Linked DNA regions of Homo sapiens: all the other regions are linked to region 1. A link is a contact called in ENCODE Hi-C or POLR2A ChIA-PET data. All regions are on one chromosome and are shown on one strand. The core of a region is the stretch at or near the end of the contact, and the rest is flanking DNA. Distances in the headings are between cores, read along the strand shown.

What was found. Hi-C counts contacts between places; a loop is a spot of excess contacts on that map. ChIA-PET counts read pairs that join two places held with the same protein, here RNA polymerase II (POLR2A). Pooled maps may share reads with other maps.
Region 2: a loop to region 1 is called in a pooled map, with 5 times the contacts of the local background. The contact joins two enhancer-like sites. A Hi-C loop is called at or near these places in 5 of 37 single-sample maps with no recorded cell type and 2 of 50 pooled maps.
Region 3: a loop to region 1 is called in a map with no recorded cell type, with 4 times the contacts of the local background. The contact joins two enhancer-like sites. A Hi-C loop is called at or near these places in 2 of 37 single-sample maps with no recorded cell type and 2 of 50 pooled maps. POLR2A ChIA-PET finds 5 or more read pairs at or near these places in 1 of 52 experiments (OCI-LY7).
Region 4: a map with no recorded cell type shows a loop between it and region 1 (4-fold over the local background). The contact joins two enhancer-like sites. A Hi-C loop is called at or near these places in 3 of 37 single-sample maps with no recorded cell type and 2 of 50 pooled maps.

What each region holds. Positions count from the first base shown.
Region 1 is chr11:120,699,385-120,704,856 of GRCh38, reverse strand. All of the region lies in intron 3 of GRIK4 (glutamate ionotropic receptor kainate type subunit 4), which reads right to left. Among named protein-coding and RNA genes, the nearest start is that of GRIK4, 190 kb to the right of the region's middle. Within about 2 kb of position 2,161, at least 3 of the 41 ENCODE cell types and tissues checked have a DNase peak (open chromatin) inside an H3K27ac peak, as active enhancers do; they include OCI-LY7, where a contact is called at or near this core.
Region 2 is chr11:121,566,837-121,572,308 of GRCh38, reverse strand. It overlaps SORL1 (sortilin related receptor 1), which reads right to left. Exons shown (of 48, transcript NM_003105.6): 22 at 5,196-5,369; 23 at 2,039-2,152. Among named protein-coding and RNA genes, the nearest start is that of SORL1-AS1, 120 kb to the right of the region's middle. RefSeq lists enhancers at 564-1,063, 1,064-1,565, 2,026-2,195, 2,306-2,355. Within about 2 kb of position 2,193, at least 3 of the 41 ENCODE cell types and tissues checked have a DNase peak (open chromatin) inside an H3K27ac peak, as active enhancers do.
Region 3 is chr11:121,462,070-121,467,541 of GRCh38, reverse strand. All of the region lies in intron 1 of SORL1 (sortilin related receptor 1), which reads right to left. Among named protein-coding and RNA genes, the nearest start is that of SORL1-AS1, 12 kb to the right of the region's middle. RefSeq lists enhancers at 942-1,011, 575-1,774. Within about 2 kb of position 3,046, at least 29 of the 41 ENCODE cell types and tissues checked have a DNase peak (open chromatin) inside an H3K27ac peak, as active enhancers do; they include OCI-LY7, where a contact is called at or near this core.
Region 4 is chr11:121,365,633-121,371,104 of GRCh38, reverse strand. No RefSeq gene overlaps it. Among named protein-coding and RNA genes, the nearest start is that of SC5D, 76 kb to the right of the region's middle. RefSeq lists enhancers at 3,410-3,509, 3,550-3,649. Within about 2 kb of position 3,469, at least 7 of the 41 ENCODE cell types and tissues checked have a DNase peak (open chromatin) inside an H3K27ac peak, as active enhancers do.

The sequences.
Region 1 (5,472 bases), core at 912-3,411:
TTATATGTTGTTTGTGACTCCATTTGAGCTAGAATGGCAGAGGTTAATAATCTCAACAGAGATACTATAGTATACAAGTCTAAAGTACCTACTCTTTGGTCCTTTACAAAAAAAAAAAAAAGTTTGCAGAGTTATGTTGTACAATATTGCTTCCCATGCCCCACCTGTGTTCATTCCTTCATCTGACATTTACCGACCACATACCATGCCCCAGCCCTGTTCTAGACACAACAGCAAGCAAAAATGTCTATCCTCACAGAGCTTACATTCTAGTAGAGGAATTATCTATGACAGCCCTGCAATCTAAAGAATTTAAATGGCCACTTGAGAAACAGAAGGAATGAGACTGTAAATTACGTGCAGGCTTCGAAGCTGAGATAGAGGCTGTGACTGCTCTAAGCTTGGGCACTCCCAAATGTTCCCTGTTGGCCCTGGGTCATGTCTCATTCAGCTGCATCTCCTGAGCTGCGACCAGAGGTATCCAGCAAGCAATAAATCCAATAGCTCTTCCTAAGAACCTAATATGCTCAGGGCACTGTGTGAGTGCTATGGAGGACAACAGTGAGTAAAATACAATCCCCATTTGCCATAAGACCACAGTCTAGTGAAGAATAAACCGCATATATATCATCATAAGAAAAGTAAAGAAACATTAACACTTAATAAATAAGCACCTACTATGTGCCAGGCACTGTGCAAAAACTTCTATGGTTATTATCTCATTTGACCCTCACGAGAACACAAGAAATACACTGCTTTTGATAGATGAACAAATTGACAGATGAGCAAATTGGGTTTCAAAGAGTTTCGTTTTTCGCCTTTGGCAACAAAGCTAGTGAACGGAAACTCAGAAATCTAAACTAAAACTATGTGGTTCTAAGTTTAGCCATTCAGTTATTAAACAGACATCTGTTGAGGTCCCACAATTTTGTAAGCATCATTCTTGGCTTTAGTGCTACCAAAGATGATCAAGACGAGTGCTCTTTATACCACCCCATCCTGTACCTACCATGTATAGGAAACAGGACATAATTCACCTGCCTCCAGGAGTTTATAAAGAGATTCAGAAAGCAGCACACAGACACAACCGAAATAGTAATGGTAATAATAGGTACAATCTAAGTGTCCAAAAACAAGTTTAAGTAACAGTATTTCAAAGGAATTTAAATGATTTGCTGCTCAGGAGATACGGCTGAGTGGACAGGGGAAGTTTCATGAAGGAAATTGACAGACGGTAGGATTTATAAGTGGTACATATACTAGATATACCCTCCTGTCCTCACCCTTACTCCTGGGTCCTCACCCTTACTCCTGTAAGCCCAACCTTACAGCCTGGGTTGGGCTGACAGTGGAAGAAACAGGCTTCAGGAGACTTTAGAGAGCTTGTAAACTGGCTAATAAACCCTAGAACTTTAGACCACGCCTAGGTCACATACATTATCTCCTTCTCCAAATCCACCCTCCAAGACTCATCACCTCAAGCCAATCCAGCCCCCTTTAGAACATTATGCTACCTTCTTGGGAAGCAGAGGGTAGGTTGAAAGACCCCAGGCCTTGGATCAGAACACCCAGGTTTAAATCTAGTGTAAATATGACCACTTAGAATTGTTCTGTCCATTAAGGTAGCCACTTGCCACAGATGGCTCTTTATATTTAAATTTAGATGAATTTAAGTCAAATGCAATTTAAAAACTAGCCAAAAAGTCACATTTCAAGTGCTCAGTAGCCACAGGTAGCCCACAGATTCAATGCTGGACAAAGCAGATACAGAACATTGCCATCATCGAGAAAGTTCTATTGACCAACACTGATTTCAAAGCCTCTGAACTAAAGGCAGCTATGTTGCTTTTTTGCACCTCATTTTCTTCATCTTAAATTGGGCAAAGCACTACAAATACTCCCCTAAAAGGACTTATGGAAATAAAACAAGACAGTGAACTTAAAAGTGTGCTGGTAACTTCCTTTTTTCTTTTCGATACAAATACATCTTCCTTCCTGCTTTCTGCAGGGCTGAAGCCTCAAGCTCTACTCAGATAGAAACGTCCTCAGGCCATGACCCATGGGATATTGTTTTAATGTGGAGCATTAAAAACAAAGTGAAACAAAAATCTCCAGAGCAGTGAGCCCACCTGTCAGTCCTCGTCTCCCTGGGCCTCTCAAGAGGTTTGTGACACTGATCACTTCTTCCCTTGGCTTCCAGGAGACCATGCTGACCCAGCTTTCCTCCTGCCCCTTGGTTGCTGCTTCTCATCCTCCTCTATGGGCTCCTCTGCATCCCTCTGACCTCTTCAGTTCAAAGCACCCCCGAGCTCTGTCCTTGTCCTCTTCTCTGTCTGTACAAACCCAGTCTCGTGGCTTTAAGTACAATCTGTATATTGATTACTCCCAAATTTACGTTTCCAGTAGAATTCTGTCACTTGAACTCTAGACTCACATTCTAGCTGCCACCCTGCATCTCCACAGGTTGTCTAACAGGCATCTCACATTTGGCATACCAAGATTCGGCTCAGACACCTCTTACCCCTAAACCAGCCCAACCTCCTTCCCTACTGCAGCAAATGCCAACTCTACCCTCGTAAGTACCAAGGTAAAAACCTTGGAGTCGCCAGGCGCAGTGGCTCACGCCTGTAATCCCAGCACTTTGGGAGGCCGAGGCCTGCGGATCACAAGGTGAAGAGATCGAGGCCATCCTGGCCAACATGGTGAAACCCCATCTCTACTAAAAATACAAAAATTAGCCAGGCGTGGTGGCGTGCACCTGTAGTCCCAGCTACTCGGGTGGCTGAGGCAAGACAATTGCTTGAACCTGGGAGGCAGAGATTGCAGTGAGCCGGTATCGCACCACTGCACTCCAGCCTGGCAACAGAGTGAAGCTCCATCTCAAAAAAAAAAAAAAAAAAAAAAAGCTTGGAATCACCCTTGATCTGTCTCTCTTACACATACACATCTCATATCCAGACCATCAAGAAATTCTGTTGGCTTTACCTTCAAAATCTATCCAGAATTCCAACCTTTCTTACCACCTTTACTGCTGCATCCTGGACAAGCCAGCAACCTCTCTCACCTGGATTACTGCAAGAGCCTCCTAAATGGATCTCCCTTCAGCCTATTCTCAATGCAGCAACTGGAGTGATCCCTTTAAAATCTAAGTCAGAAAACAATATGGAGGTTCCTAAAGAAATTAAAAATAGAACTACCATATGACGCAGCAATCCCTCTTCTGGGTATATACACACAGGAGATGGAATCACCTTGTAAATATATCCACACTCCTATGTTCACTCCAGCATTATTCACATTAGCCAAGATATAGAAACAACCTAAGTGTCTATCAACGGATGAGTGGATAAAGAGGATGTGGTATGTGTACACAATGGCATACTACTCACCCTTAAAAAGGAGATCCTGCCATTTGCCACAACCTGAATGAACCTAGAGGAAATTATGCCAAGTGAAATAAGCTAGACACAGAAAGAGAAATATTGCATGATCTCACTTAAATGTGGAATATTAGAAAAGGAGCTCAAACTCACAGAGAAGGAAGCAATGGTTATTATGAGTGGGCATGGTAGAGGGGTAGGAATTGGAGAGATACAGGTCAAAGGACACAAAATAGCAGAGATATAGGAAGAACAAGTTTAGAGATCTAGTGTACAAAATGAAGATTAAAGTTAATAAAACCGTATTGTACAGTTCTGTATTGCTTAACAATGGGATACGGTCTGAGAAATGCTTTGTTTGGTGATTTAGTCATTGTGTGAACATCACAGAGTGACTTACACAAACCTAGATGGTATAGCCTCCTACACCTAGGCTACATGAAACAGCGTATTGCTCCTAGGCTACAAGCCTACACAGCATGTAACTGTACTGAATACTGGAGGCAACTGTAATACAGTGGTAAGTATCTGTGTATATAAACACACCAAAATATAGAAAAGGTACAGTAAAAATGCAGTAATATGGCCGGCTGCGATGGCTCACATCTGTAATCCCAAGCACTTTGGGAGGCTGAGGCGGACGGATCCCCTGAGGTCAGAAGTTCGACACCAGCCTGGCCAACATGGTGAAACCCTGTCTCTACTAAAAATACAAAAATTGGCCAGGCGCAGTGGCTCACGCCTGTAATCCTAACACTTTAGGAGGCCAAAGTGGGCGGATCACGAGGTCGGGAGTTTGAGACCAGTCTAGCTAACATGGTGAAACCCCGTCTCTACTAAAAATACAAAAATTAGCCAGACATGGTGGCGCGCACCTGTAATCCCAGCTACTCAGGAGGCTGAGGCAGGAGAATTGCTTGAACTCAGGAGGTGAAGGTTGCAGTGAGCCGAGATCACGCCACTGCACCCCAGCCTGGGCAACAGAGCAAGACTCTCTCTCAAAAAATAGTAATAATAAAAAATAAAAATACAAAAATTAGCCAGGTGTGGTGGCACATGCCTGTAATCCCAGCTACTCAGGAGGCTGAGGCAGGAGAATCGCTTGAACCCAGGAGGCAAAGGTGGAGGTTGCAATGAGCCAAGATCATGCCACTCCACTCCAGCCTGGGCGACAGGGCGAGACTCCATCTCAAAAAAAAAAAAAAAAAAAAAGTAGTAATATAATCTTATAGGAACTTTGTCATATATGTGGCCATTTGTGGATGGAAACATCATGATGTGGCACGTAACTATAGTAGGAGTTTTTGTTAAATAAGTAGATTTTAGCAGCTCCTGTCACACACAAAAAAACCAACTATGAGATCATGGGCATGTTAACCTGCTTCACTGTAGTAACCATCTTACTATCTCTACGCATCTCCTAACATGCTGTAAACCCCAAATATACACAATAAAGTTTATTTCTGTAAAAAATTTGAAGTCCAATCATGGCCTTACTTTGCTCAAACGTTCTACCTGGTTCCCATTTTACCCTAAAGAACCCCTGTGGTTTGACCTTCACACCTACATCTCTGACTATCTCCTGCTGCTGCGGCCCTTGCTGATACAAACTGGCCACATGGACCCCCTGGGCATGCCCCGAGCTGGCCAGGCCCATTCCTGCCTCTGGGTCCCTGCACGTTTGCACATGCTGTTCCCTCTCTCCAATATCTTCTTCCCCAAACATGTGTGCAGCTCTTCTCTCATTTCCTTGAAGTCTTTACTTACATGTCACTTTCTCAGAGAGGTTTTCCATGCCCACCCTGTCTACAATGTTAACACCCTTGGACATTCCCTATCACCTTTCCTGCTTTATTTTTCTCTTTAATACTTATCAGTCACAGACTATATGGGTACACACACACACACACACACACACACACACACACACACACACATACACACACCTGACTTACTGTTTATATTCCTCATGAAGCAGGGATTCCTATTCATTTCAATTCACCAATTTATGCTCAGTGCCTAGAACAGTACCTGGTCCGTAGCAGGAAATAAATATTTATTTGTAGAATGAACTAAAGACTGCAGGCCATGG
Region 2 (5,472 bases), core at 944-3,443, 870 kb before region 1:
GAGCTCAGGGGCTGGGTGGGAGGAAGCCATTGGAGGCAGCAGGTGCCTCCCAAAAGATGCAGGTCTTCATTCCTCTCAAAACTCGGAGCCAATACAAGATTCAGCTTGTCCATTTAGTAGAAACCAAGCCCAAGGGCACAAGGAGGAATGCTCTGCCACCTGTGTCCCTCACTCTTGGATATGAGGTCATCTGGTTTGTATCTCCCTGCTTCCACTGTGCCTAATTATGTCTGGGCAATTTCCTTGTAACTTGTTAATTCTAAGAAGCATCTTCTATCCCACCCAGATATGTAATAAACTCCTTTCCATTATCTGCTTCAATGCTGTTAATAAGCATTAATGTTTTTAAAGAGCTTTGGCTATTCCCCCACAAATATCACACCTTCCTGCAACTCTGATAAAGGAGGCTTTATAGGCCTTATTTTTTGCAGAAAAGACACAGAGAGGCTAGTGCTTTCCCAAATCTGCCATTCAGCAAATAAGCTCTACTCCCTCGGTGTGAAAGGCACCCTCTGAATCCAAGGGAAAACGATTAAGGAAAGGCTTTGTAAATAACCCTCTATCAGCCAAAAGGGGGAGTCTATAGGATTGCAGGGCCCAGATGTGTTTAATGAGCTGGATATTTCACAAGTTGCTTTCTGGGTGAAGTGGCAGGGGAGCCGGGCACAGGCCCCACGGATGACTGGCTAAATGAGTATCTAGAGCTTCCCATTAATCTGTTCTTACAGTACAAATGGGTAAATGAGCCCCTGGGTTGCCAAAGGTAAAATATATAAAAGAGAAGCCTCTGACTTGGTTCCTGCTTCTGGTCTCTCTCCATCAAACGCATTCTGCCCACTACTTATCCTTCCAAAGATGAACTTTCATCACATGACATCAGTGGTTCCCAACTGCTTCTCCGATAAAGTCCACAAAGCCCTTGCTGTCCTGGGCGCTGCCCACTCATCTAACTTCACCTTGGCCCCTGTGCCCATGCCCATTCTCCATAACTCAAACCAGTTTCCTGGCCATGCCAGCTTCCCCACATGCTGCTCCCTTGCCTGTGAATTGATTCCCTCCACCTCTGCTTGGTTCACCCCAGACACTCTCCAGAGCTCTTTGCTAGGGCCTGCCCAAGTTTGCTTTGGGTGCCCATCCTACATGCATATGACACTTCCGCATCGCAGTGCCCGTCACTCTACTGTAACTGCCTATTTTTCTGACTCCTACTTCAGACTGTGAACTCCGTTTCTGCCTTGATCGGCAATATATATGCAGGCCCAGCACAGAGCCTGGAACACAGGGTGTATAGCAACTGCTTGTTGAGTGAGTGCATGACTGACAAAAGGGCAAATCATCTCCTTATAAGATAATGTCGAAGCTATTAAAAATTAAGTGAAGAAAAGATAGTGAAAATTCATGGTTAATAAACTATCTGTTATTTGTGGTTGTTTGGTTTTAACTTCTGCTAACCACAGTCTTATACTTTAGAAGTCAGATCTTAAAAATTATACAGCCTAAAGATGACACTTACATGGCATGTACACCAATGGCCCCACACTGTAGGCCAAGCTATGCATTACTAACCAATGAAAACAATCTCTCTTGAGCCTGGTAGGTAGCCAACATCAACCAACTGGAGTAAATACTCATTTCCCATCCCTAAAAAGGCTGAATATTGAATTTCCAAATCAAAGAATATCACCTGTTTACTCGCCCCAAGTCACCAGCTTTATTACAGAGCCACAGCCAAGATTAGAGCCCAGATTGCCAAATCAATTCAGTTTCAGCCATGTGACGTTTATTTATAAATCTCTTGTAACGAGTGGTACTTCTGGGGTGGTTAAAAAAATATTATGTATATAATATTAATCCTATATATCTAATATCTACCTGTGTATGGAAATATGTTTTCTCTGTCATCTAAGCCCCATCAACTTAGATGGGCATCACCAATCATGGGTGGCCCTCGCCCTAGACCTTAGGCCCTCAGCCTGGGAAGAGCCAACCAGGCTTCTGAGTAATGGTAAGTGCTTAACGTCCAATCCAGAAGACTCACGGCAGTTTCTCTCATCGCTCATGTCTCCACAGTCGTTGTCAAAGTCACACCACCAAATGCTGTTGATACAGTTCCCGTTGCTGCAGCGATACTGGTTGCGAAGACAGGTGTTCTCTACCCATCAGAGTGCGGCAGGGGAGGAAATGAAACCAATATTATTCTTACTGCTGGACCACAGGTCTTTCTCTTTTGAGTTTCCCTCCCTTTAGTAACTATCGGGGGAAATTCAGCCAGATATCGGGTGAAATTCACCCCCGATATTTCACATAGGTTCTTTTCTATTTTCCCTAAGTGTCGGCCGGTCTGAGAAATAAAGGGACAGCGTAAAAAAAGAGAGAAATTTTAAAGCTGGGTGTCTGGGGAGACATCACATGTCGGCAGGTTCCGTGATGCCCCCTGAGCCGTAAAACCACCAAGTTTTTATTAGTGATTTCAAAAGGGGAGGGAGTGTACGAATAAGGTGTGGGTCACAGAGATCATGTGCTTCACAAGGTAATAGAATATCACAAGGCAAATGGAGGCAGGGCAAGATCACAGGACCACAGGACGGGGCGAAATTAAAATTGCTAATGAAGTTTTGGGCACGCATTGTCACTGATAACATCTTATCAGGAGACAGAGTTTGAGAGCAGACAACCAGTCTGACCAAAATTTATTAGGCAGGAATTTCCTCATCCTAATAAGCCTAGGAGCACTACAGGAGACTGGGGTTTATTTCATCCCTACAGCTTCGACCATAAAAGATGGCCGCCCCTCGAAGCGGCCATTTTAGAAGCCTACCCTCAGGGACGCATTCTCTTTCTCAGGGATGTTCCTTGCTGGGAAAAAGAATTCAGCGATATTTCTCCCATTTCCTTTTGAAAGAAGAGAAATGTGGCTCTGTTCCGCCCGGCTCACCGGCAGTCAGAGTTTAAGGTTATCTGTCTTGTTCCCTGAACATTGCTGTTATCCTGTTCTTTTTTCAAGGTGCCCAGATTTCATATTGTTCAAACACACATGCTCTACAATTTGTGCAGTTAATGCAATCATCACAGGGTCCTGAGGCGACATACATCCTCCTCAGCTTACGAAGATGACGGGATTAAGAGATTAAAGTAAAGACAGGCATAGGAAATCACAAGGGTATTGATTGGGGAAGTGATAAGTGTCCGTGAAATCTTCACAATTTATGTTCAGAGACTGCAGTAAAGACAGGCATAAGAAATTATAAAAGTATTAATTTGGGGAACTAATAAATGTCCATAAAATCTTCACAATCCACGTTCTTCTGCCATGGCTTCAGCTGGTCCCTCCGTTCGGGGTCCCGGACTTCCCACAACAAGTAACATGATGGTAAAGGGGGAGGAGGAATGCCAAGCACACGTGTCTACAGGGAAGGAAATGTCCCATACTAGCCTCTTGCTTTCCTCTTTTAGTTAAAATCAAAAGAGAGGAGGAGGCTGGAAGAAATATTTAGAAGCAGATACAATGCTTTAAGAAGGATAACCACAATACCAGTTGAGTCTATTGGGTAGTGAATACAGTACATCAACATTATAAAATACTAATTACACACAGAACTCCTTAATGGACTGTGTCTACACAGAATTAAAACATACAGATTCAATATATCTATAGGTATGTTTTTATATACATAGTTATATATATCCATATATATTCTATCTATCAAGCAAATGAGTTATGAAGATTTTCTCAATACTCTGAGAAATTTTTCTGCCCCATGACTACTTTAAAGCAAGCAATTAAAATTCCTTACAGAAAAAAAATGTATAGTTTGGCAAACTGCATCAAGGACATGCGATGATTGGTCTCATATTTGGATAATCAAAGGCATTCTAATGGGAAATATGGAGTAGCTTTCTTCCCCTTCTCTTGGAATTTAGTGTTGATTCTATTTCTTTCCAAACAGTTTTAAGATTGTATCCATAGCCTGAAAGAAAGTCTCTTGTTTCTAAGAAAGAAAGGCTCATCTTTTTTCTGTTTATATTTCTTAAGGAAGATTGACTAAAAGGCTTGTATTGTGTGTTTCACTGCCTTGGACTTGGGCCGCTGTGAGAAGCAGGGTTAGGATTACAAAGCAAATAGAGTAGGCACAGTGGCTCATGCCTGTGATCCCAGCTCCTTGGGAGGCAGAGGAGGGAGGATCCCTTGAGCCCAGATGTTCAAGACCAGACTGGGCAACAAAGTGAGACCTCGTCCCTATAAAAGAAATTAGCTGGGCTCGTGCCTGTAGTCCTAGCTTCATGGGAAGCTGAGACAGGAGGATCCCTTGAGCCCAGGAGTTTGAGTTGAAGCTGCAGTGAGCCGTGAATGTGCCAGCCTGGGCAATACAGCAAGACCCTGTCTCTTTCTTGTCTCTTTAAAATATATATAAAAAAAAAGGCAAATAGAATCACAGATAAGGAAAAGCAGAAATTCTGGCCATCAATCCATGCACTTCATGGCAAGGTGCCCTTGCAGGGGTTCACCTCACTCACAGAAACGTGATGCTGGAGGCGGGGGAAGTGGTGACAGTAAAAATTACACAGGAAGGAAAAACTTTTTAAATTTCGGAGGAAAGAAATGTTAAATCTCTATATTCAAATTCAGAGGGGGAGTGGGTGTAAGGCTGCTCTTGCTGCTTGGTCATGGCATAAGGTCTAGACTCAAAGTGCTTTGCAAACATTGGTCTGAAAGTTCAGGACACACTGGGCTAGGCTACGGTGAGAGGATGGACAACCGTTAGGTGAGAGTAAACGCGGAAGGAGTCACACTGGTTATTTTTCCCAATCAGGTTGGTCCAACTTATGCAAAACAGGAGCAGGTAAGAAACCTGGATGTGAGGGATGGGTGAGGAGAGGAAGAAGCAAAAGAATAAAAAGGGAGACCCTGAAGAAAGCCTGTGCCATCTGACATGAAACCAAAAACCACAGCTACTACTTAGAAAGGTACAGCATAGGCCTGTTCTGAGTGAGGACTGAAGGGCCTCTTTGACCCTTACCAGGACTTAGAACCCAAACCAGTATTCTTATGAGTATCTGGTAGGTTTGATTTTTACCTTGGACTTTTTCCAATAACACGAAAAGGTTAGGAAACAGAGAGCTATCCCTCCCTCCCCTGGCGGGGAGCAGGAAACAAAGGAAGGAGGATGACAGGCAAAAAAGAAAAAGGGAAGTACCTTGTTTGACACAGGTATTGTTCTTGAGCTGATAGCCCTGAGGGCAGTCACACATCAGGTCCCCTGATGGAAGCACACTGCTGGACACATCCTCTGGACACCTGCAGCTTCTACTGTTGTTGGCCTTGGGCAGGCACAGCAGGCTGCATGGCCTGGGCACACAGGCATTGCTTCCTGGAGGGAAGACAAACAGCAGCAGGTAGGTTAATACACACCATGAGGGAGGTACTGAATACAAGAAGGAGACCCACTGCAACCTCCTCGTCTTACGGAAAGG
Region 3 (5,472 bases), core at 1,797-4,296, 760 kb before region 1:
AATCACCCATGTTCCCCTGGGATCTGGGATAAAAAGTCCTCAAATATTCAACTTGGGCATCCTCAAAGATGACATCAAAATGCTCCCTCTGGCAGGTAACACTCAGATAATGCTTTGAGTAGGTTGCAAAGCTTTCAGTGATCAGAGTGGGCAAAAGGTCTGAAGATAACTTGCTGAAATCGATCTACTCAGAGGACAGGAGACCTCCTCACCAATCCCAAGGCAGGTGAAAGGTGAGAAGAGCACCAAGGGCAAGCCTCAAAACATCCAAGGGCTTTTCTACAAAGAAAAACTCCCATCCTGGCTAACACGGTGAAACCCGGTCTCTACTAAAAATACAAAAAATTAGCCGGGCGTGGTGGCGGGTGCCTGTAGTCCCAGCTACTCGGCAGGCTGAGGCAGGAGAATGGCGTGAACCCGGGAGGCGGAGCTTGCAGTGAGCCAAGATTGTACCACTGCAGTCCAGCCTGGGCAACAGAGCGAGACTCCACCTCAAAAAAAAAAAAAAAAAGAAAAAAAGAAAACCTCTAGAAGGCAAGCCTGGTAAAACACCTGTTTGTTTGTTACTTTGTTTCTTTCTCTTCTTTTTTTTAAGGAAAGCTTTTTTTATTAGATGTCCCTTTTACTCATAAGAGCAGACTGAAAAGGGGCAGCCCAGTAGGGGGATAAAATCCCTGGCAAGAAATGACTTGTACGAGGGCCACCAGGCACTCGCAGGAACAGCTCAGCTCCTTTGCTTGGCGAGATGTCAGGCACATCCTGGTCATAAGAATAACTCCCTGGTGAGTCACAGCTGATCCCCAAGGCAGCCCGGGTGCCCATCCCCCCACAGCAGACCTAGTTGCAGGAATCAGGAATGGATGCGCGCAGGACAGGGGAGCCAGCAGGCAGGCTGACAGGAAGTAAATTTTATTATCAAGACATGCATTCTACCCTCTGGCCTCACCTGTCTCCTCTGTCTCCACCTTGCCCCCATCCTCACCCCCAGGGGAAAGAAAAGAAGTCAACAAAGCAGGCTTTTCCTGCTAGCTCTCCATGGCATGTGGCCAAGACACCAGCAGCCCAGGGCAGACCCCAGCAATCAAGAACAACCCACAGGTCCCTAGATCCCTTTACTTAATCAGTGGCTTCCGGTTTGTTTGGTTCCTTTTCCATCCATCCCCAAGGATCTCCCCCTGATCTCCCCTTTCCTCCTCCCCAAGCCTTTTTCCATCGCCAATCCCCCACACAGGTCCCACACCCAGAAGACACTGGCCTGGGAGTGGGTGGGAGGGTGGTTTTCCCAGGAACATAACCTTGACGTGCAATCAGCTATAACCACAACCCCGGGGTGTGAACAACCTTCCCTCTCCCCTGTCTAGCTCACAGGGCATAGCTGGAGCTTGATAAATGAGACACAATTAATTGGAGCTGTTAAGGCAGCAGGGAGGGGCCGAGTGCCTCCCCTCAGAAGGCAAACAGAGAAAAATTACATGCCACAGAAACCTCTGAACACAGAAACTGCATCATAAACAACAAACAGCATCTGGCTCATTGGCAGGTCGTTAAGAGTCAAGATAACTCCTCCCACCCCACCCCCCAAAGATCACCTGGCCTAGGGGGGTCCCATGCCCCACTGAAGGTCAGAATCACCTAAGAGGCCCCACTCCACGCCTACCGGCTCTGTCGCCCTCTGCCTGGAGCCCAGGAATCAGTCTTTTTTAAAAGACACACCCAGCCGGGCGTGGTGGTTCATGCCTGTAATCCCAGCACTTTGGGAGGCCAAGGCAGGCAGATCACGAGGTCAGGAGATGGAGACCAACCTGGCTAACACAGTGAAAAACCGTCTCTACTAAAAATACAAAAAATTAGCCAGGCACGGTGGCACGTGCCTGTAGTCCCAGCTACTCGGGAAGCTGAGGCAGGAGAATTGCTTGAATCTGGGAGGCAGAGGTTGCAGTAAGCCAAGATCATGCCACTGCACTCCAGCCTGGGCGACAGAGCGAGACTCCGTCTCAAAAAAAAAAAAAGGAGACACACCCCAACCCCAGGTATTTCTAATGCAGCTTCTTTGGGAAACAATGAATCTAGTTGATTCCCCTGCCTCCTGGCAGGAGTTGGAACTAAATGACGGTAGCTAGAAAGATGTACCATTTTTGGCGGGGGGGCTTGTCTTTGGGGATTTGGGATGGTCATTAAAACTCTAGGATATACTGATGATATATGCTACAATGTGGCTGAACCTCACAAACAATATGCTAAGTGAAAGAAGCCAGATACAAAAGGTCACATATTGCATGATTGCATGACACCATTTATATGAAATGTCCCGAATAGGTAAATCCATAGGGAGAGAAAGCTGATTAGTGGTTACGAGGGGCTGGGAGATTGGAGAGGAGGGAATCACTGCTTAATGGGTAAGGGGTTTTATTTCAGAGCGATGGAAATGTTTTGGAAATCATGGTAGCACAACATTGCGGCGATATTAAGTTCACTGAACTGTTCACTTTAAAATGGCTAATTTTATGTAATGTGAAATATACTCAAATTTTTTTAAGGCCTCTAGGACCTGCAGAGAACATTATATTTCTCAAGTGCTAATCAAGAACCTAGGAGCTTCCACTCTTAAGAAGTGCTCCTTTTATCTCATCTCAAGCCCTCATGCTACCAAAATATGCAGCTAGAATGAGTCATACAGGAGGCAGGCTGTGGACTGGGTCTCTGGCCAAACCAATCCTTCAAAGTGCTGTCAGCGGCATCTGCAGAGCCACAGCATCCGCACAGGCCTCCCTGTCCCCAGCTGGAGAAACAGCCGCAGGCCCAAGGCTAGCATCCACCGCCAGCTCACAACAGTGGATGCCACCCACACCTTGACTCGCCTCGGCATCTTCATCGAACAAGTCCATATCACCCCACAAGTGTTGTCCCTCAGCCCCCTGCGTGCCCTGGCAACCCGGAGAGGTGAAATGATTCACCTCCTATTATTCAGAGTGAGGGGAAGGACCTGCTACCACCCAGTCCTCAAGTTCTGGGTTGTTATAAATAGAGGGGAGGAAGTCAATGGCTTGGATGAAGGGACTGATTACTCATGCGTTCACTTGCGGATGAAGTAGGCACTGAGGTCTGCTAGGTGCCAGGCACCCTGTAGGCTCTTTAATCATTTCTTACCTGTTAGCTCACACAGAGCACTTCTGGGGGAATTAGGGTTGCAAGTCTAAGCCAATGATGAGAAGTTTCCAATAAAACCACCGAAATCTGTATAGTTGTTGAGGCTTATGCAGGAGGTGGGGCCACTGAATAGAATGGGTCACAGGTACCCTCTCTACACCTCTTTCAAATTGGTCAAACCCAAAAATCAGGATGTCCTAGACTCCCACAGCTTGCAGTCCTCACAACTCCTACACAGCCTCCTCCCAAAACGCAGTACAAGGAGGACAAATAAGGCAGTCTGATTCATTTCTCTGCTTCACTAGCAGTGAAATACAAAGAAGCGTTTTTAAAATTCTACAATATAGCATAAAACAAATATCCTGTCCTTCAACTGTGAGGACAGAAGGAGCCAGGCACTCCCCTGAACTATATGACGAAACTGAGGAAGTCAAAGACAGCCTCCTGAGGTCCAAGGAGAACAAGGTTTTCCCAAACCATCCCTTTGCATGGCTTAAATGCTAGGTATGCAAATTGCCTCTCACTGTCCCCTTTCAAGACTGTGTTCTCACTATATTTAGCAGGCTTATTATCCTCCCTGGACTGCTCACCTCAGAAGGAAAGCTGAAATCTAGTTTACGAGCACTCCCGGAAGAGAGGCCCAGTTCATGGAATCTCAGCTCACTCACTTGACTTTTGAGTTTGCTCAAGATGCTTCACCTACAGAACTCCTGAACTACTTTGCTGATGAATTCAGGCTGCCCATTTTCCAGATGAGGAAACAAGGAGAGAATAACCTTGGACTAGAACTTAGCATTCACTACTATCTCCTTCACTGGAGCCATGACCATTCTACAGAGAAAAATACACATATGCCCTTTCCTTTCTCTTTGCTAAAAGGATGATAATCATAATCTCACTGCCTTATAATATCAGTTTAGAGAGCTTATTTCCCTTTCTGATTGATCCTTGGCAGCGAGAACCTATCTACTGTTTACCTCTGTGTGCCACTCTGTCCTGGTGAACCCACTTTGTCAATGAGCGAATATGCTTTGCTGTTTTGGGAGGGGCTCCCTACTAAAAAGAAACTGTGGAAAACTCTCTTTCTCATGAACATAATATCACCCCTTAATTTACCAGTTGGCAAAAAAAAAATGAGGAAAATATCAAAGCCAGAAAGAATCTCAGAGAACAATTAAATGAAATGCCACCTTTTGCAAATGAGATTAAGCTCAGAGACAGACTTTAAGGCAATGTGGTGGTTCTCACTGCCTGAAAACACACGGCCATGTGCAGGAAACACAGTCAGAGTGAGCACAGCAAATACCCCCTCAAGAGAGCGCACCCCAAGCCAGGACTTGCCCTACGTGAGGATTTCCCTGTGAGCCCAAAGTCATTTCTCACAGCTCTTCAGGATGGTTCCAGACCACAGACTTGCCCTCTGCAGCTTCACCATGAATAGCCCCTCACCGCGTTCAGTCAATAAGTATTTATCAAGCACTAACTATATACCAGATGCTATACTAGGTGTTAGTAAAATGGCAGACTCACATCTGCAATCCCAGCACTTTGGGAGGCCAAGGCGGGTGGATCCCTCGAGCCCAGGAGTTCAAGACCAGCCTAGACAACATGACACAACCCCATCTCTACAAAAAATACAAAAACTAGACGGGCCTGGTGGCGCATGCCTGTAGTCCCAGCTACTAGGGAGTCTGAGGTGGGAGGATCGCTTGTGCCCAAGAGATCGAGGCCGCAGTGAGCTATGATCATGCCACTGCACTCCAGCCTGGGCGACAGAGCTAGACCCTGTCTCAAAAAATAAAAAAGAAAGAAAAATAACACGATTCTAGGTCCTGCCTCATAGCTCTGAATATAGTAGGGAAAACACGCATTAAACAACTAATTCCAGGAATGATGATTGAATTACTGTTGTTACACAGGGGACCTAACCTCATATCGGGGAGAGAGTGAGGCTTCACTGAAGACCTGACCTATGTACTGACACCATAAGGATGAAGAGGGAGGAGTTAGGGAAAAGGGGATGGAAAAGTGAGGCAGAGAACATGGACCCAGACCTAAGGCAGGGCAGAGCAGAAGCCAGGAAGGAGAAGGGCCTTGAGACTTGCTGTGTTTGAAAAATTACAAGATCAGTGTGGCCAGGAGAAAGTGGAATTATGTGAGATCTCCAGGTTTTAAAGGTGGAGAAAAAAAAGTACTGCAAAAAAGCTGTGGATCCCTGCTTGAGATCAAAAATTTCACTAGATTACTTAGGATAGACAAATATGCCTGCATAAATCTGAAACAAGTTAGCGGGTTGGTTTGAGTCTTGTTCTCTCCGGTTTACCA
Region 4 (5,472 bases), core at 2,220-4,719, 660 kb before region 1:
ATGTTGAATTGTAATCTCCACGTGTTGGAGGAGGGGCCACGTGGGAGGTGAATGAATCATGGGGGAGGTTTTCCCCTTTGCTATTCTCGTGATAGTGAATGAGCTCTCATGAGATCTGGTTGTTTCGAAAATGGATAGTGCCCTACTCTTCTTTGTTGTCTCTCTCCTGATACCATGTGAAGAAGGTGCTTGCTTCCCCTTCGCACTTCTGCCATGATTGTAAGTTTCCTAAGGCTTCCCCAGCCATGCTTCCTGTACAGCCTGCAGAACTGTGAGTCAATTAAACCTCTTTTCTTCATAAATGACCCAGTCTCAGGTAGTTCTTTATAGGAGTTTGAGAATGGACTAATACAAGGCCCTAACAAGTTACACCCAAAAGGCCCTAAATGACAGCTGCATGAGTATCTCTTTGCTAAAAAAAAAATGAGGTCTTATGACGAAAGTTCCTTATGAGTTCCTTATGAGGAAAGCTGTGCGGCCAAATTGTATGGCCTTAGACATACTCACTGCAGCCCAAGGTGGGACCTGCACCATTATAAAAACCGAATGTTGTGTTTATATTCCAGACAAATCAAATAACATAACCCGACTTATGACCGATATAAAAACCCAGATAACTAACCTGTCAGATCCAAAACCCTCACTTATTGATTGATAGGTTGGCTGGTTTGGGTCCTGGGGAACTTGGTGACAGAAGCTATTGCCTGTAATGAGAATAATTTGGGTTTTGTCCTGTTTTTGCTTACAATGGTGTTATGGTATGTGCGTGCAAATAAGTCAACATGCAACCAAAAGAGCTAGAGTAATGATTGCTCAAAGAATTGCTCTAATTAAGGAGGCAGTAGTATAGCCTGAACCAGCTTCCAGGTTTGCTACCCCTTCGTTGCTATATATCTGGCCTAGGTCCCTATATTTTTCTTTCCATTTCCATCTTTCCTCCCCCTATTTTTATCCTCATGGGACACGACTTCCCAGGAATGAGTCTTCCTAGCAATGCGGGACATGACTTCCTAGGAAGGAGCCTTCCTAGCAACATAGGACCTGAATTTGTAGGAGTAAACCATCCTAGTGATGAGGAACCAGCTCAAAAAATAAAGAAAAAGGGAAAAGCAACCTGAGATCAGAGACACATTTTCCTTCTAAAAATGCTTTCTCCAAAAGATTTTAAAGAAAAGCTGGGGGTGGAGGATGTGAAAGGAAAAGAAATCTTGTGACCTCAAACTCACTAAGCCAAAGGGAAAAATCAAGCTGAGAACTGGGCCATGAAAACCTGCCTCCCATTTTGGTTCCCAAATAAGATGACTACAAGATGAAAAGCTACACACCTCCTTCATACTTTGCCCACAGGGAAATTCCTTGTGGCCTCCAAGATCTTCACCCCAAAGCATTTCTGTTAAAATTCACCAGGACAATGCAAATCGATGGCTTATCTTCACAGGTGCAGGGCCACATAGGACGGAACTCAAAGTCATCCTTTCTGCCCACCTGACACAAAGGCAGATCTGATCGTTTCCTCTGCCTTATTATCTATGTTATTTTATGTAAAAATGCAGATTCACTGAGCAAGACAAAGGCATGAATGACTATTTTCCCCCACCCCCCTCCTACATGAAAATTGTGTATTTCTCAATATCCTGCCCTTTCTCCTTTAAATTTGAAGCCCTCAGAATTATCTTCAGAGAAAAGGCATAGACCTGTCTCCAGAGTGTGAGTCCTTAACTTTGGCAAATAAACTTCCCAAAATGATTGACGCTTGTCTCGTCATTTGCCTCGATTGATAATTACCCACTGAGATAAATGCCTGTGATGCCTTAAGGTGCTCAGAACACAGAGTAAGTCTAGGATCTTAATGTCAGCATTGTGGTTTAGGGGAAAATAAAAGGTTGCTGTTCATACAGAGTGGTCTCTCATATATGCCTCGGGATTAAACTGCAATTCACAGAAAACCCTAACAATCTTGCTTTCTGAACGCTTTTTGAAAATATGCAGTGAATTGCCAAGACCAGGATGTTCTTCATCAAGGACTTCCGAGGAGATAAGATTTAATTTGCTTTTTTGTTGGTCTTCTTGGGGCGGGTGAACTCCAGGGAGTGATGTGTGTTTTCTGTAAAGTCAGCAAGCTATTGTTGAACAGAATTTCTGCAGATATTGTCAGTGGGAACATAATTTGGGTCAATGAATCATAAATTCTATTTTGGTAATTTGCCGAAGACAACATTGAAAACAGAGCTAGCCCAACGGGGAAAACTGGAAAGAGACACACAGCTCAATAGCATGGCAATAGGGCAGAGGGGGAAAGAAGTGAGACATTCTGCCTAACAGACTGCAGACTTCTCTTCAAATGATTAGCCACCAAGCAGGTTGGATTTTTTTTTTCCTTCCAAGTCCTGGGAACGACGGCAAAGCAGTTAACACAGACTGCACAGTCACAAACCAACAGAAACATGACACTTGAGGTAAGTCCCCTAAGATTCTCAGATAACTACCTCTGTTCAGTTCATCAACCCACAAACAATCCAAACTTGTCTCTTGGAAAAAATTCCCAGACCTTCAATGCAACAGCCTTGTGCTGCTCACATTGTTCTAGTTTCTGTAGGTTACAGAAAACAGTCAGCTCACACACTGGCTTCATCTTTCCTTCCTTTTGGTTCAGGAAATTCAGGTGCAGCTATTGGTGGTGGGAGGTGGATGGAGGAGCAGTGAAAATGAATGCAAATGAGGATGATTTTTTCATTAGATGTGGCTTTTCCTTAATACAATTTTATTCAACTTTATAAATGAAGAAACTGGAGATGAACAACAGTAACAAATAACCCCAAGTCTCCATTATTCATTCCAGGAATTAAATCTAGGACCTTCAACTCAGATGCCCTTTTGTTTAGCTCCTCAGGATACTGGAGGGAGAGAAAAATTTTACCTGAGCGTTTACTCAAAACCAAGGTCAGACAATGCTGTATTTACCTCTATCACCATCCTCTGCTCAGTCCTCAAGAGCTTTGTGCAAGTGAGAACAGCTGTCCTTTGTTTTAAACAAGGACAAGCAAGACAACTGAAGTTTAATTGCAACAGGATGCATTTGGATTAAGTGTGGGAAAAAAAAAATTGTTGGATTCCAAGTATTGTGAGACCAAGGAATGAATTACAGGGGAGAGTGACAACATTTTTTTTTTCTAAAGATTTTGGGGACAGCTCTGTTTCTGGAATGTCCGAAGATAGTCCATCCAATAGGACCAATTACCAGAATCCAGCCCCCAGAGCCTACCATTTCTATACTCATTCTTCTGGCTAATAAAGGGGGTTCTGCTTCACGCCCTCAGTACAGGTCTTTCAGCCATGACGACCAAGGCAGACCATTCTGGTTTCAGCTGGAGTGTTTCTGTTCTCATGAGACACCAGTCCACAGGGGTTCTCTGTCTCACATGTGGAAGGGAAAGTGAAAGTAGCTTCTTTTAAAATGAACAGTTACCTCCTTCTCATTGGCAAAAGGCCACTTAAATTTCCCAAGGGGGACAGAAAACCATCTTGCAAAGTTTAGAAGATATTCGTAGCAGCTGACCCGCAGCAATGTCCTAAAGCTGGGCTTTCAGAATCACTGGGTACTTGGCTCCATTCCAGTCTAATTAAGTCTCAAGGCTTGGGTAGTAGGACCCAGGCATTGATATTTTCGAAAAAGCTTCTCAGTTAACTTGAAAATGCTTCCAGGGTTGAGAAGCACCATTCTGAGTACAGTTGATATGCACCATCCTCTTTCAGAGCTTTTTAGGAGTTCAAATTTGGCTAGACCAAGGGAAGGACAGTACAAAGTGTCTACTTATATGAACTGTTCCAGTTGACTGCCATTTGATTGATGTGTTGGAGGATTAGGGCCCCAGCCATCCTATTAAGAAAGCAAGTGGACCACTGCCTGGCTGTGAGCCTGGAGGAAGCCACTTCAACGGCTTTGTTTCAAGAGCCAGGGAAGACAGAACCCGAGAGCTGTGTCTTGAAGGCTTCCTGCAGGGAGTGGGAGCTATGATTTTATTGCTAGAGAAAGAGTCTCCAAGCTGTTGATGGATTACAAGCTGCTGATCCGTCTCCAGCCCTCAGAGGGCAGAATGTGGAGAATTCCAAAACACAACATAACAGTTGCCTCTGGTACAAAGAAGACGCAGTAATTTGTGGAGGCCGCGTGGCTAAGAATGTAAAGGCAACCAAGCACTGGGGTTAAGAATTAGGAATCTGGATTTGAACCACCCTAGGTTCACATCCTACCACTTACTAGCTATGTGCCTTTAGGTATATTAATTAATTTGGGCTTCACTCTCTTATCTGTAAAATGAGGATAATAATAGTAATTACCTCATTTAATTGCGATGATTCAGTAAAATAATGGACGCTAACACTTATTTAAATATATAATGCATTCAGTAAGACTTGCCTGTATGTGTTTTGTTGGGGCAGAAGCTGCAATGGAGTCTGTGCTGATGAGGGTAGGAGTGGAGAAGGTGTTTCCTCGTCACCAGGGCAGCGGCATTGGAGATCTAGGACGAGCTAGGAGGGAAAGGTGTTCTCCACGACGCCAGGCTTGTACTGACAGGATTCTCTCAAAGTTGAGGTACCCAGTTGCTGGGTACAACCCCAGCACTTGGTAGGGAAGGAGAGCAGCTCTCATCCCAGGCTGTGCAGCCTGCGTCCGCTTAACCTTTAAAGCAAGTGAAGTTGTCACCTGGGTCTTTGTCCTCCTCATCATCCCTAGAGATTCTGAGTAAGAAAGTCTGGGGTGGACCCAAGGAATCTGTATTTTCTTAAGAGTTCTCAGGATGATTTAGCAGCATGGGCAGGGTTGAGAAGCATGGTGCAGTCTGCTCAGTGCAATTAAAAGGGTCATGAACACTCCTCTGCCCGACCTTGTTGGCGCACTGTATATTATTTTACTGCCAGAGATCATCAGCCCTGCAATTCCACTAAACGGGCATTTGTTTCAATTAACAAGTGGTCTCTTTAAAATGCACTTGATGTGAAACCCTACAGTTCTAGCACTTAAGATCAAATTCAGCAAGTGTTCAGAATTCTGAAGAGAGAGAAGGGCAGGAGGTGATTTGGGGACAGGGGGTGATGTGGGTACAGCAGACCTGGTCAGGGACTGAGAAGAGGGAGCTTTTGGCAACATGAAAGAAGAGGCCTTATGGCAGATAAGCAGAGGAAGTACACCAAGAAGTGGAAGAGGGACCCAGAATGAAAGGATTGACAATTCCAAAGACAAGGAAGGTGTTTTTAAAACCAGCTAGATACTGCCTTTCAACTGCCGTTTACAGAGCTCCTACTGGATGGCAGGCATTGGGCCAAGCATTTTTAACGCCAATTTGATCTTCACAACTGTTCAGCGGCCAAGTTATTGCTATTTCTACCTTACTAATGAGGAAGCTGAAGTTCAGCTACCTCATCCAATGGAGCAGACAGGTGACATTACATCCCTGTGTCTTACGGAGTGGA